Regions from separate parts of the Homo sapiens genome. Here region 2 is linked to region 1. Evidence: chromatin loops called from intact Hi-C (ENCODE). Cell type or tissue: OCI-LY7. All regions are shown on one strand. Links, peaks and the distances in the headings refer to the core of each region. The heading gives the core; the rest is flanking DNA.

Region 1 (6,092 bases), core at 557-5,556:
TTTTCACTTAAGGCCCAAAGGTTGAGAGAAGCAACAAACAGGAAAGGGATTCCCCATGGGCCTTGCACAGAATCAGACGTTGGCAAACAGAATCAAGTCCAGAACTAAGAATTACAGTACCTGATACTCTCCCCGGGCCTCCTCTCACCCCTATACACCTTAAAAACTGCCCATATGTAACATATTTAGGAACACGAACCATTCTCAGTGTCCTCACTGCCAGGAATTTTCTCTCAGCATCTACACTTTGCTTTGTAACCCTAAGCCAGTTCCACCATGGAAAGCTGCTGGGCACCCTGGATGGGACAGACCAGGAAATTGCTGATTTCACCCTGAGCTCCCTCAGGCTGATGACCCACCTGTGAAGATCTGATACATTGGACCAGAAAGCACTACAACATCCCAGAAATCCAAATGCTCTCCATTAAGGTAGTTCAAGTTCGTGCTGTTAAGTTAATTTGTCCAATTACAAGGAAAACATTTGACTCTGATAGCTCTCTTTGCAACGTCCCATACTTCGAGGGATTAAAATTCCCTCAAATATACCAGAGAGTGTGTGCAGTTTGGCTTCCACTCAAAGGGGTTTAAGAATCCTTTGGCTCAGTCATTTAGCAAACCTTTATTGAGCAACTACTATGTGCCTGGCCCAGGGACCACTGCTGGGCACTTAGCACTCCCCACAGGAGACAGACAAATCATGACAATAGCAAGTGGCCATTTTTCAAAACGAACAGGCATACCTGGCACCATGGGAGCAGAGTGTGGGGTTCAAGGCAGTACACTCTGCTCCACATCGGGGCTGACTTTCTGATGACCCAGAGTCTACTCAGGTTTTATCAGCACTCTGGGGTCCATTTTATACTCAGACTCAAAGTGCATCAGGATGCTTCCCGATAACATGAGCCCATGCCACCCATCACACATCATCACATCTAGGGAAGTCCCCTCAGTGATGGAGGAAGTTGCTTCGGGGACCCTGAGCATGTGCAGTCTGGCTGGGCGGGAGGAGCCATCCCCTCTGCAGTCCTCCCCATGCTGAGACCCAGAGACCTTGAAGGTCATTAAGGGGCCAGAGGACAGTGAGTGCAAGCCAGCTTGCCGGATGCACTAGTCATTCAAGCAGTCACACTTTAATGCAAGAAATATTTCTGCTGTGCCTAGTGTGTGTCAGACATTGCTCTGGAGTTCGGGGCTGAAATAGGACAAATATTACTTCCCCACAGAGCTTACATCCCAACGCAGCAAGTCAGACAACAAATAAGAATAGCAAATGCTATTACTGTGCGCCTGCTCTGCCTGCTTCACATATTTCACCTTCACCACCAGTCTGTGAGGTAGGTGCTATTACTAACCCTCTTTACTGACAAGGAAAATGGGGCACAGAGAAGCTAGGTAATTTCCTCAAGGGAGCTAGCTAGGAAGTGAAGGAGCCATGGATTTAACTTCTGTAAGTAATACAGAGCTCAGTTTTCAAACAACTACACTGCCACAAAATAAATCAGTTGCTTATACATTGTACTACATGATGATATATTCAGGAGAAAAAACATAAGGCAGAGAAGCAGGATAAGGAGGCTGGGGTGCGGTGGGGAGAGTGGGGTGTGTATTTTTAATTACAGTGGCTGGGAAAATCCTCAATATGAAGGATGCACTTGAGCAAAGACTTGAAAGAAGTGAGGGATGTCTTGGGGAAACATCTTGGGGAAGATGTCATGGGGAAGAGCATTCTAGAGTACTTAGAGAAGAGCACTGCAGGTGTCTTGGGGAAGGGCATTCTAGAGTAGACAGCAAGTGCAAAGGCCCCGAGGGCAGCATGCCTGGAGTGTTGAAGGAGTGAAAGTGGAGGGAGAGGGAAGGTAGAATGAGGTGGGATCAGACAGGTAATGGGGCTGGGGGCAATGGGGCACACCATGCAGGACCCTGGAGGAACCTGAGGAGGATGAAGTGGGCTATCCTTTGAATAAGATGGGAAACTGTGGTTGCTATTATGCTTTTAGTCAAACAGTTCCATTCTTCCCCTCTGGCCATACGATAGGATTGCCTGTTTTTGTCCCTTTGAAGCTATATATGGCCATATGACTTGCTCAGCCAACAAAATGAGAGTGGAGGAGATGTGTTCACTTCAGGCAGAAGCTTTAAGAACCATTGTGTGAAATGCGCTGACAGTGTTGCTGCTTTCAGTGACTTCAGGAGTCTCCTTCAGGCTCAGTTCTCAAGGGACTGTGACGAACAGAGCCCTTCTGCTCTACCTCATGGGACATGTGGTTTGAATGAGAAATAAACTTTGTTTGGTGAAGTCACTGAGATGTTGATGTTGCTTGTCACCTGAGCATAATCTAGCTCAAACTGACTGATGCAGAGACCAAGGGAAGGTTTTGGGAAGATAAGTTTTAGCAGGGTCAATCTGGCTGGAACTGGTGTTCAGAATAGACTGAAAGGAGACAAAGTTGGATGCAGAGAGAGCAGTTAAGAGAGTATTGCTATAATCCAGGTGAGAGATGAAGATGATGGTCTATTGGATCATAGTAACATGGGAGGCAATGAGAGGTAATCATGTTCTAGATATTCTAGTGGAACCACTAGGATTTGCAAATGAATCAGATATTAGGTGGAAAAAGAAAAGTCAAAGATAACCTCAAGATTTTCAGTGTGGACAACGAGAAGGATAAAAATGCTCTTGAGCCTCCAAACCACCTGCTACACACACACACACACGCACACACATACACGCACACACACACACACACACACACCTTAAAAAGCAAACCGCAAACCCTGTTCCTTATTTGGCAAGCAAAGGAGTTATTCCTCTCGAATAAGCATTGCCCTTTACAGGCAGTTTATGTCAAAATGAACAGACTTATGATAGAGGTTGCCTTATTGTGGATCAATTTATTTTAGCAACTTTCAATTCAAAGAAACCCTTGAAATCATATAGTCCAAGCCACTCATTTTATCTGAAGAAACTGGGGTCCAGGGAGATAAATGATCTTTCCCAGGTTCAAGTAGAAAATGAGTCGAGTTGACATGAAAATGGGTCGAGTTGACATGAAAATGGGTCGAGTTGATATCCAAAGATTCCTGACTGCTAGTGCAGTGCTTTACCTCCCGCCTCATGTCCAGCCTGGACAGGGGATGTTCCTAGGTGTGCATAGGCCTTGGAGGGGATGCAGGGAGGAGAGGAGAGACATTTAAAAGGAGTGTTACCTCCTTCACTGTTTTGTATAGACCCATCCTGAGCAGGCCTTAGCAAATATCTTCCCTTAAGGTTGCAATTACTTCCATCACACTAACCTTGACTTCACTGGTCCTGATCCAAATACCAAACCTGAGAAGAAAAAGTATTAAAAGAAACTAAAAAAATACATCCTGCTCTGTGTGTGTGTGTGTGTGTGTGTGTGTATGTGTGTGTGTGTTTGACACCTACAAAGCATGGAACACATTCAGGTCCCTTCTTCACTTTGTCTTGTTTGGTGTCTTCTTGCCCTGCCAGCTTTGTGCCATTCTTCTTGCAAAGCATTCTTTGAGCTGCTCCGCATGGGTCGGGCACAGCTAGAAACAGACAGTGCCAACACATCTCTTCGTATCCTAGCACAATGTATCTTAGCACACTAACTAGAATCATTTGTATTATGCACTTCTATGACATACTTTAAATTTGCGAGATGCCTGACTATAATTTTTATTATGTTTTTATTATTAGTTTTACCTTTTAAAACAGCTATTTGAAACCATTAACATTGGAACCCTTCTCTGGCTTTTTGCAAACCTTGGACAATGCCCATTTTTAGTGACTATTGTTGTAGACCTGCTCTGAGGTCTAGGGAAGCCAAACCACCTTTTTATAGTCAGTGATTGGAGATTTCCCAGGGATGACAGAGTGGTGAGAGGCAACAAGGAGTTTAGACCTGAATCTCTTCTTCTAAGAAGAAGGCAAAGAATAACCTGAAGAGGAAAATGCTACAAAAGAGAGTCACATTGTTAGAGGCCAAATAGCAATCCTCAGAGCCATCAGCAGCTGGAGGGACAGCTTATAATGTTTACCAGGCCCTAGTATTGGAAAAATGTGTAGAATAAACTGAAATTGTGTTAACTTTTCTTTCTGAAGTTTAAACGAATATCTGCATTACATAAAAGTGCCAAAAAGTATATCAGAGCCTATAAAAATGTTAACTAAGACAGGGTGTTTCCAATGAACTTGTTTTCATTGGAAAAGAAATGTCCCCATAAAAAGACATGCTCTGTGCCTCATTTCTCTATTGAGAGATCTGCAAATACTGCACTTGATGTGCAGGGTAAACCTCCCTTTCTTCCAATACAAACCAATTTTGTCTTTCCCTCCATATGTGCAAGGAGTGTGGTGGAAAGATCACTAAAGCTGCAGTTGGAACAGTGTGACATTGTGTGCTGTTCCTGGACACGCGACCTGTTTCATATATTAACTGCATTCTAAATTCCATTAATGACAATGCCATATGCGCTTTCTTTAGTTTTACCTCCATATATACCTTTATTCCACCTTAACAGATCCCAGCTGTTATTAAAGAACGTGGTTTAAGTCCCATCACAACAAATATTTCTCTACAATGAATGATCCCAAATAATAGCCCATTTCTTGGAATAATTTTACTCAATTCAATTTAATGACTATATTTGAAGACAAATTCTTCCAAGTACTATACTGAATTCAGCTCTGCTGATCAGAGACAAAAAAGAAAGGCTGAATACTCTATGCCGAAGGGCTCAGTATTTGAAATGACAAAATTCCAACGTAACAAAGGAACTGTGGTTATCCCTTGAACTAATACAGGATTCCAAGTGGGAATGGTGGTTTTATCCTATAGATGCTTTAGATTTTATTATTTTCCTTCTTCCATTTCTGCAGCTTTTTGTCAGGGGCCTATAGTTTCTAGGTTCCATTTCCAGGATAGGAGTTCTTCACCTCCAGTTGCTCCTGCCATAACATAGACTTACTTATTTCCAAGGGAGACTGAGGAGGCCTCCTTGTCACTTTAATCAAGTCAATCAGGTCTGACAGTGTGATATTAGCATCGATACCATACAACTGAATTGGGATTTATCTGCACCAAAGTACACATCAGATGCAGAGTTTAAATCAAGCCTTTGCCCCACCCTGTGGCGTTGGTGGCAAAGCAGCCATTTATTTCATCTCTGTCCAGTGGAACTACATCACACATAAGAGCTTTTCTCCTCGGGCTTCTTGTGCAAGCATTTTTTCCCTCACCACAAAATGTTTTTCTTTTTTCAAAAATGAACTTGTTGCTCCAACCAGCTTGGTTTCTGGCTCTGGGTCCAGAACTTGAGGGTAAATGGTGAGGTTGAAATGTGTTTCTAGATTCTGCAGCTTCTAAGTGGTTACCCTTTCCAAACCAGGGTGGGCCCCCTGCAAAACTGTCAAGTTGGCGAAGTCTGCTTCTCCCCCTCATTGCCCCTAGCTTGGTCTGAGCAGAAGGAAATGTGTCTGTGGAATCAAAGGACCCCCTGACTGAGCACTCACCATATGCCAAGAAACATTCCAAAGTCCCTTATCTGCACTGTCATGGTTAAAGCTCTCCATCCGCATCCTTAGCAGGGTTCTTCCACCTCTGAGGAATTCGGTGCTCAGAGAGGTTAAGTAACTTGCCCAGGGTCATAAAGGTAGGAAGTAGCTGAGGCAGGCTGGACTCACATGTAAGATAAAGAAACCTCAACGGCCACAGGCCCAACTCTGTCCCTTTAAAGCCTTCTATCAAACTCCAGCTACATTCTTTAGGCTATGTGGTACAAGGACATGCTATTTTTTAAAAAGACAATGAAGAAAAATTTTTGGCAAAATATATAATTCAGCTTCATAGTCAATATATATATACATATAATTCAAGTTATTCACAGTCGTCCTGTGACAGCAGAAAACCCCAGGTCTCACTTGCTCCCTGGGACTTGAGTTCATTGCTGGAGATGTTGCCATTGTAGGCAGTACAGGGCATACGCTTGCTTGGTGGGACCAGAGAAGCCTGTCTGTCAGGAAAATGCCTTCCCCTAATGCACTTCCTTCTTAATTAAAATAACATTTTGAAAGTAAAATTATACAG
Region 2 (6,092 bases), core at 317-5,316, 75 kb after region 1:
CAGACATCTTGGACGGTCCTAAAGCTTCCCAGAGGGGCTGTTTTTACTGCACCCAGGAGAGTTTACATAACACTTAATCAGCAATGGTTGTAAAAATGAAAAATGTCACAGTTCAATGTGTGAAACAAGTAGCTCCCATCAGTTTCAGAGTTTGTCTTCTTTCAGCTTTAAGTAGATGAATTCCGTAGTCAAACCATGTCAGGAGTCATTTGAAGCATTTGAAAACCCCAAACCAGGCCTCCTGATGGCCATATGTGGAGTTTCCACCTCAGGCTCTTACTCTCAAAGGGCAATATACAGTTTATTTACAGTTTGTCGTATTTGAAGAATGTCCTTTAAAAATAACAACCAGTTCTATTCCTTCTTTCTTAAGTTGGCTCCTTTCTCAGCCTATAACAGTTGTTGCTGTAATCACAATCTCTCTTTTATCCATTAAATAAAAATATCACTATTTTGAGCAAAAGATCATGAACACAATAAAAATGAGGCTTATGATTGTCACAAGAGAAGCTTAGCTGGAAAAAAATTTTGCAAAGAATTCAAACCACCAAAAGTTTATCAGAACAGATGGCCAACAAGTTCTCTGAATTAATAGTTGCTCTAAGCAATAAAATCAAAGTAAATGTTGTCTGTGTATACCAGAAATCGCATATTCAGATCACCCAGTGAAGCTCTCTGGTTTACATTTAGGTATCTGGTGCCACAGATATGCAGCCTTAGGTGGTAAATATAAGTTTATCTCTGGAAAATATGTTGTTTCAGAGACTGAAGTTTTTTTTTTTGTTTTTTGTTTTTTGTTTTTTACTTTTATTTTACAACATGATTCTACACAGAGCAAGAGCCAGAAGACCAAAATCTGGGTGAAACTCCCCCTAAATCAGTCTTGCTCAGTTTTTCCAGCAGCCTCTGGATTCAGCACAGGCAGGGATTCCAGCTGGGAAAGCTATCAGTTTGCTGCTAATTTTCTTCTTCTGTGCTTACCTTTCACTTGGGTCATTTTCCTGATTTTTCTACACATGTTCCAGGAAGCCTTCCCTCGGCCTCCTGTCAGACAAGACTTCTTCCCCATTGAGCAATCACACAGGATAAGATTCATGGCTGGGGAAAGTGATGATAGGACTGAGGTCTATGAGCAAGAGGGCCCAACATACATCAAAGGGCTTGGATGACTCGTGGTAACAAAAAGCAAAACTCTATTCATTGAGAGATTTATTCTACATAGACTTTAATCATGGCTTTATTCACTGTGGTTTGTGTGTATTTGGTGAGTCACAGAGGTTTTTAAGAGAAAGAGGCTTTTCAATATTTTTCTTCATTATGAAAGCTTTGTCTTATGTAAAGCAATAAAAACACAATTAAAATGGAATATCCAGATTCCAGTGGAATGAGGGGAGAGTGTCAGAAAAAGAAGGTGATATTTAAATTGGAATCCTGGCTGTGCCACTGAGGAAGACAGGCTCAACCCATTGACATATGCAGACCATCTGGAGCACGGGGTAAATCTCAGTGCTATTTTCTTTTAACTGCAGAGTTCAGGTGGCAAGTAGTGGCAGGTTCAGGAAAACACAGTGAGCACTACTGCCCTCAACACACCCACACAAGCTATGTATTTATTTCTGCCCCTTATTGGCTGAGGGTAAAAAAATAAAAATAAAAAAATCCTATTCCATCTACTCCATTAGGCCATATTGGCCCAAACTACAAATTCACCTGTTTGTTGTTTTTTGAATTTTTATGAATTTATATTTTGGTGGGGGAGAGGTAAGTATGGCAGAGAGGTTAGGAGACTAAGGTACAAGAGCAGAATTCCTTGGTTCAAATCCTAGCTCCCCTAATTAATAACTATGTGGCCCAGAGCAAGTTACCTAAGCTGTGTTTCTTTATCTGTAAAATGGAGATGACCTTTTGCCTCAGGGTTTAATATCATATCTGTAAAGTGCCCAGAGTATTGTTAGTTGACAACATTACCTTTCTCTCACACAGAAGTGAACTCCATGGCTTCATTCCATTAAGGAAATCAAGAAGGACTAGAGAAAGGAAAGGCAACCTATGCATCATAAATTCCAACTCTGAGAAGGAGAGGTAGAAAAGGAGACCAGAAAGCAAAGTGCTAAGAGAGGAGACCATCTGGCTCACTGTTGGACAGCCTGGATGCTACAGTGAGTTTTTCCTCATGCTGAACTAAACATCTTTCCTCAACATTTCCACCTTTCACCCAAAGTGCTGTTTCTGGAACAATACATGGAGTTGGCCCATGCCCTTTTCTATGTGACAAATCTTTGAAAATAGCTATTGTGTCCCCACCTAAGTGTTTTATTTCCCAGGCTAAGCATTCCTGAGTCCTTCGATTATCCCTGGATGATGGAGTTTCCAGGCCCCTTCCCATCATGGCCAGCCTTCTCTGGACACACTCTAATTTCTCCATGTTCCTCTTAAAATGTGGTGTCCAGAAGGAAACACGATACTCTAGATGTGGACTGACCAAACACTAATTACAATGGGACTATTAACTCCTTTGATCCACAGAGTATATTTCTATTAATGGAGGCTAAAATTACACAAACTTTTTTGGTGGCCACATCACACTACGTTTTCATTTTGAGTTGATGGTAAATTATAGCCCCTTGGTTTTTTGTTTTGTTGCGTTGTGTTTATTTTTTACTACTGTATTATTTAACCAGGACTCTTCTATCTTGCATCTTGCCAGTAATTATTTAGCTTAAACACAGAAATCTGGCTGACTAAATGGTGAGAGTTAAGGTGTTTGTGGGCAGGAACTATGTCTAGCTCATCATGGCATTCCCAAGTCTAGCACATTGCCTGGCTTATCCATGTGGTAGCACTATCTTCTACCTCTTGCCTCCCATCATGATGACAGCTTAAGGAATAAAGGCACAAAGAATGTACCAGGCAGAAGCTCAATCTTTACTCCTAATTCTAGCATTAGCCCCAAATCCCTATGACATCTCCCACCCTGGCAACTCAGAGTAGAGCATTTTTGTAGGACTTTTATGCCCTTATTTGAATAAGCCTATATGATGGCAAACTCAACAGGGAAGGAAGAGGAAAGGAAAAAAGCAAATCTAAAACAGGGGATGAATAAAATACTGTTTGCTCAGTCCAGCTCCATGTCTATTTGCCTGTCCTTCCCACCAAGAACTCTACCACTTCAATTTGGGGCATTTTGTGAGGAGGGGGGAATCCTTGAGCTCCCCCTAGAGGTTAGAGTATGGGACTAATAAGAGATGTTCAGTACTTAAATGATCACTGATGTTGCATTATTTCTGAATCTCAATCCAGTATTCCAACATATTGATCAATCCTCTCAACTATCAGATAATTGTGAGTTTAAGAAGGATTGGGCCAACCTGGGGCTTCTAAATGAAATACTATTGCATGAGACCTTGGTCCAAGGAAGTCACTGCAAACTCATTTTGCCTGAACATGAACTTCCTTACCTTGTTTGCTTGCTCCTGTCAGCTTTGGACCCCAGGCAGCCTCCCACACACTTCCAGGCTTTGCATTTGCTTAACTTGGACTTCAGATTTATTATTCATTCACTTGGTCATCCAAGTCAAGGGCTGCATAGGCTCTGGGAATACACTAGAGAGAAAAATCAGACATGGGAATTATAATCTAGTGAAAGAGGAAAATAACCCACAAATAAGAGAAGTTGTAGCCAAAAGAAGCACACAGGGTCCTGAGCACCACGACAGGGGGCTCTGACCTTATTGAGGAGGAGAAAGTGATGTGTGAGATGAGAAATGAACACGATCAGCTAGTTAAGGATGGGACTGAAGTGAAGGAATTTCCAAGTAGAAGAAATGGCCTTCTGCAAAGAAACCTGGTACATAAGGGAGCCCAGGAAGTACCAGAAGCTGAAAAGAGGCCAGCATGGCTAGAACAGAATGCAGAGAGGAAGCTCACAGAGAGATAAGGCTACAGAAGAGAGCTGCTTGGCTTGTCACCAAGACCTGCCTCCAGATTAACTCTGACCCATGACCCATGCCTTTTGAGCATGACTGTCACATAACTCTTTTTTTTCCTTTGAGACAAAGTCTTGCTCTGTCACTGAGGCTGGATTGCAGTGGTGTGATCTCGGATCACTGCAACCTCCGCCTTCCAGGTTCAAGCGATTCTCCTATCTCAGCCTCCTGAGTAGCTGTGATTACAGGCATGCACCACCACACCTGGCTAATTTTTGTATTTTTAGTAGAGGTGGGGTTTCACCATGTTGGCCAGGCTGGTCTTGAACTCCTGGTCTCAAGTGATAGCCTGTCTTGGCCTCCCAAAGTGCTGGGATTACAGGCATGAGCCACCGTACCCAGCCAACTGTCACATAATTCTTAAACTGCCTTTTCCATTCTGTCTGCAAGAATTTCATGAAATACATTGTCAAATACTTCAAGGAAATCAAAATACATTATGTGCACATTATGACCCTGATAGAGCAGTGATTCCATTACAGACCATAGGCATAGTATTTCAAGGATGAGTGAAGATTTTTTGTTTGCTTTTCTTATTTAACAGGGAATGTTTGGACATACTTAAAAGCATAGGAAGAAGTCAAAGAGGGAGAAACAATGGGTGCTAGAGAAGATGGTAGAGTAGGGGAAAAACAGATTCCTTCATGAAGAGACACTAGGTGCCTCCCTAATATCTTCCTGTGAATAGTTTCATTTATGTTTTTAAAATCACATCATTCAGCAATACTTTTTATTTGTGCAATGTTTTTTTCTTGTAGGTGAGAAATATCAGCTGGTGACCATGCAAACTGAAGCCTATTTTTCTCCGTTCCAGAATTATTCAATACCAGCTACTTATCTGTAACCAAGCAGTAGCACCCTCTACTTTTATTGTTCGTTTGTCTAATCACCCATTCTTTCAGCAAATATGTATTAAGTTCTGTCTATGTACTAGACATTGGAGATAAAAAATATTAATGAAACAGAGTATTTGCCCTCAGAAGGCTCACCAACAAGTGACAAAACAGTAGGTGCCCAGGACACAATTAATGAGTGATGACTAGACGCAAATGTAAACAAATGGTAACATGAGGTGAGAGAAAGCTCTTAATTCTGTGTATGGAGGAGAGGAAGGCCTTTTGTGTAGGGGTATTTGAGCTGAGACTTGGAGAATGAGTGGGAGCGTACTACCAGTGCAAGAGGAAGGCCCAGGCAGAGGAGACAACATTTGCAAAGTCCTGGAGACAAAGAAAAATGTGGAGTAGTCAGTAGCTGAAAGAAGGTAGCTTGAATAGAGTCCGAGGTGGCCTTAGGAGTCCAGAGAGAGATGAGGCTGGAAGAACAGGTAGGATTCACTCATGATAGGCATTGAACTCTGTTTTCTACAATTTAGATTTTATTGGCTAGGCAAATGGTGAAGCTCCAGTTTGCATTTTAGAAAGACTATTCAGGCAACCATGTAAAAGATAATTTCTAATCATGAAGACCTGAAGAGAATTTTAACTCAACTTGACATCAATAACTGGTTGGTTCATCTACATTTGGCAGTATACACACAGTGCTACCTTGATTTGTTTGGAAGAATATCTAAACCTTAATTACAATCCAGAGTCTCTGGAAAAGATGGCTGGGGTTAGCTCAGTTTTTTCTTAATTGTGTTCTACAGAATGCTAGTTCTATACAGTGTTAGTAGTTGCTAAGGGGTGTAGGGGTGGAGGAATGTCTGCCAGTTATATTTTAGGAAATTATACTTTAGGTTATTACCCTTAGGGAATAGAGTGGCATTATAGGTAACCTGGAAAAGATAAAGCAGAGAAAGTGCTTCTGTGTTTCTTCAGAAAACATCAAAAAAGACATATTGCAGGAAGCTGTAGACACAAACATAACCTCTTGCTTCTTTAACTGTGATTACTTTCCTTGGACTAGGCTAAAATGGGCTGATATTGATATTCTCTGAGCACACAACTACTCATTGCAGTTCTAACTTCAGCTGGGCAGCAGGGAGAAAATTAACTTATGATTTGAGAATTTGCTGTGCAGTTGACTAACCCTCCCCTAGAGAAAGCACCAGGGTGTGTAGATGGTATCAGCCAGGCTGATCAAGGAGAGGAGAAGATTCAAGGGGTC

Evidence for each region. A loop is a pair of places that touch in the nucleus more often than their neighbours do. Peaks named below come from ENCODE experiments on the same cell type or tissue, not always from the same donor. Only the 100,000 strongest peaks of a DNase experiment are listed, where the experiment ranks them.
Region 2: it touches region 1 in a loop (3-fold over the local background); 1 of 110 quality-filtered maps calls a loop at or near these places.

What each region holds. Positions count from the first base shown.
Region 1 is chr1:115,347,993-115,354,084 of GRCh38, reverse strand. The region is part of intron 1 of NGF-AS1 (NGF antisense RNA 1); the gene reads right to left. Among named protein-coding and RNA genes, the nearest start is that of NGF, 13 kb to the right of the region's middle. In OCI-LY7, for the core only: no CTCF peak of the experiment used is centred there; a DNase peak (open chromatin) is centred at 2,754.
Region 2 is chr1:115,272,526-115,278,617 of GRCh38, reverse strand. No RefSeq gene overlaps it. Among named protein-coding and RNA genes, the nearest start is that of NGF-AS1, 7.5 kb to the left of the region's middle. In OCI-LY7, for the core only: CTCF peaks have their summits at 3,012 and 3,213 (motif pointing left); a DNase peak (open chromatin) is centred at 3,197.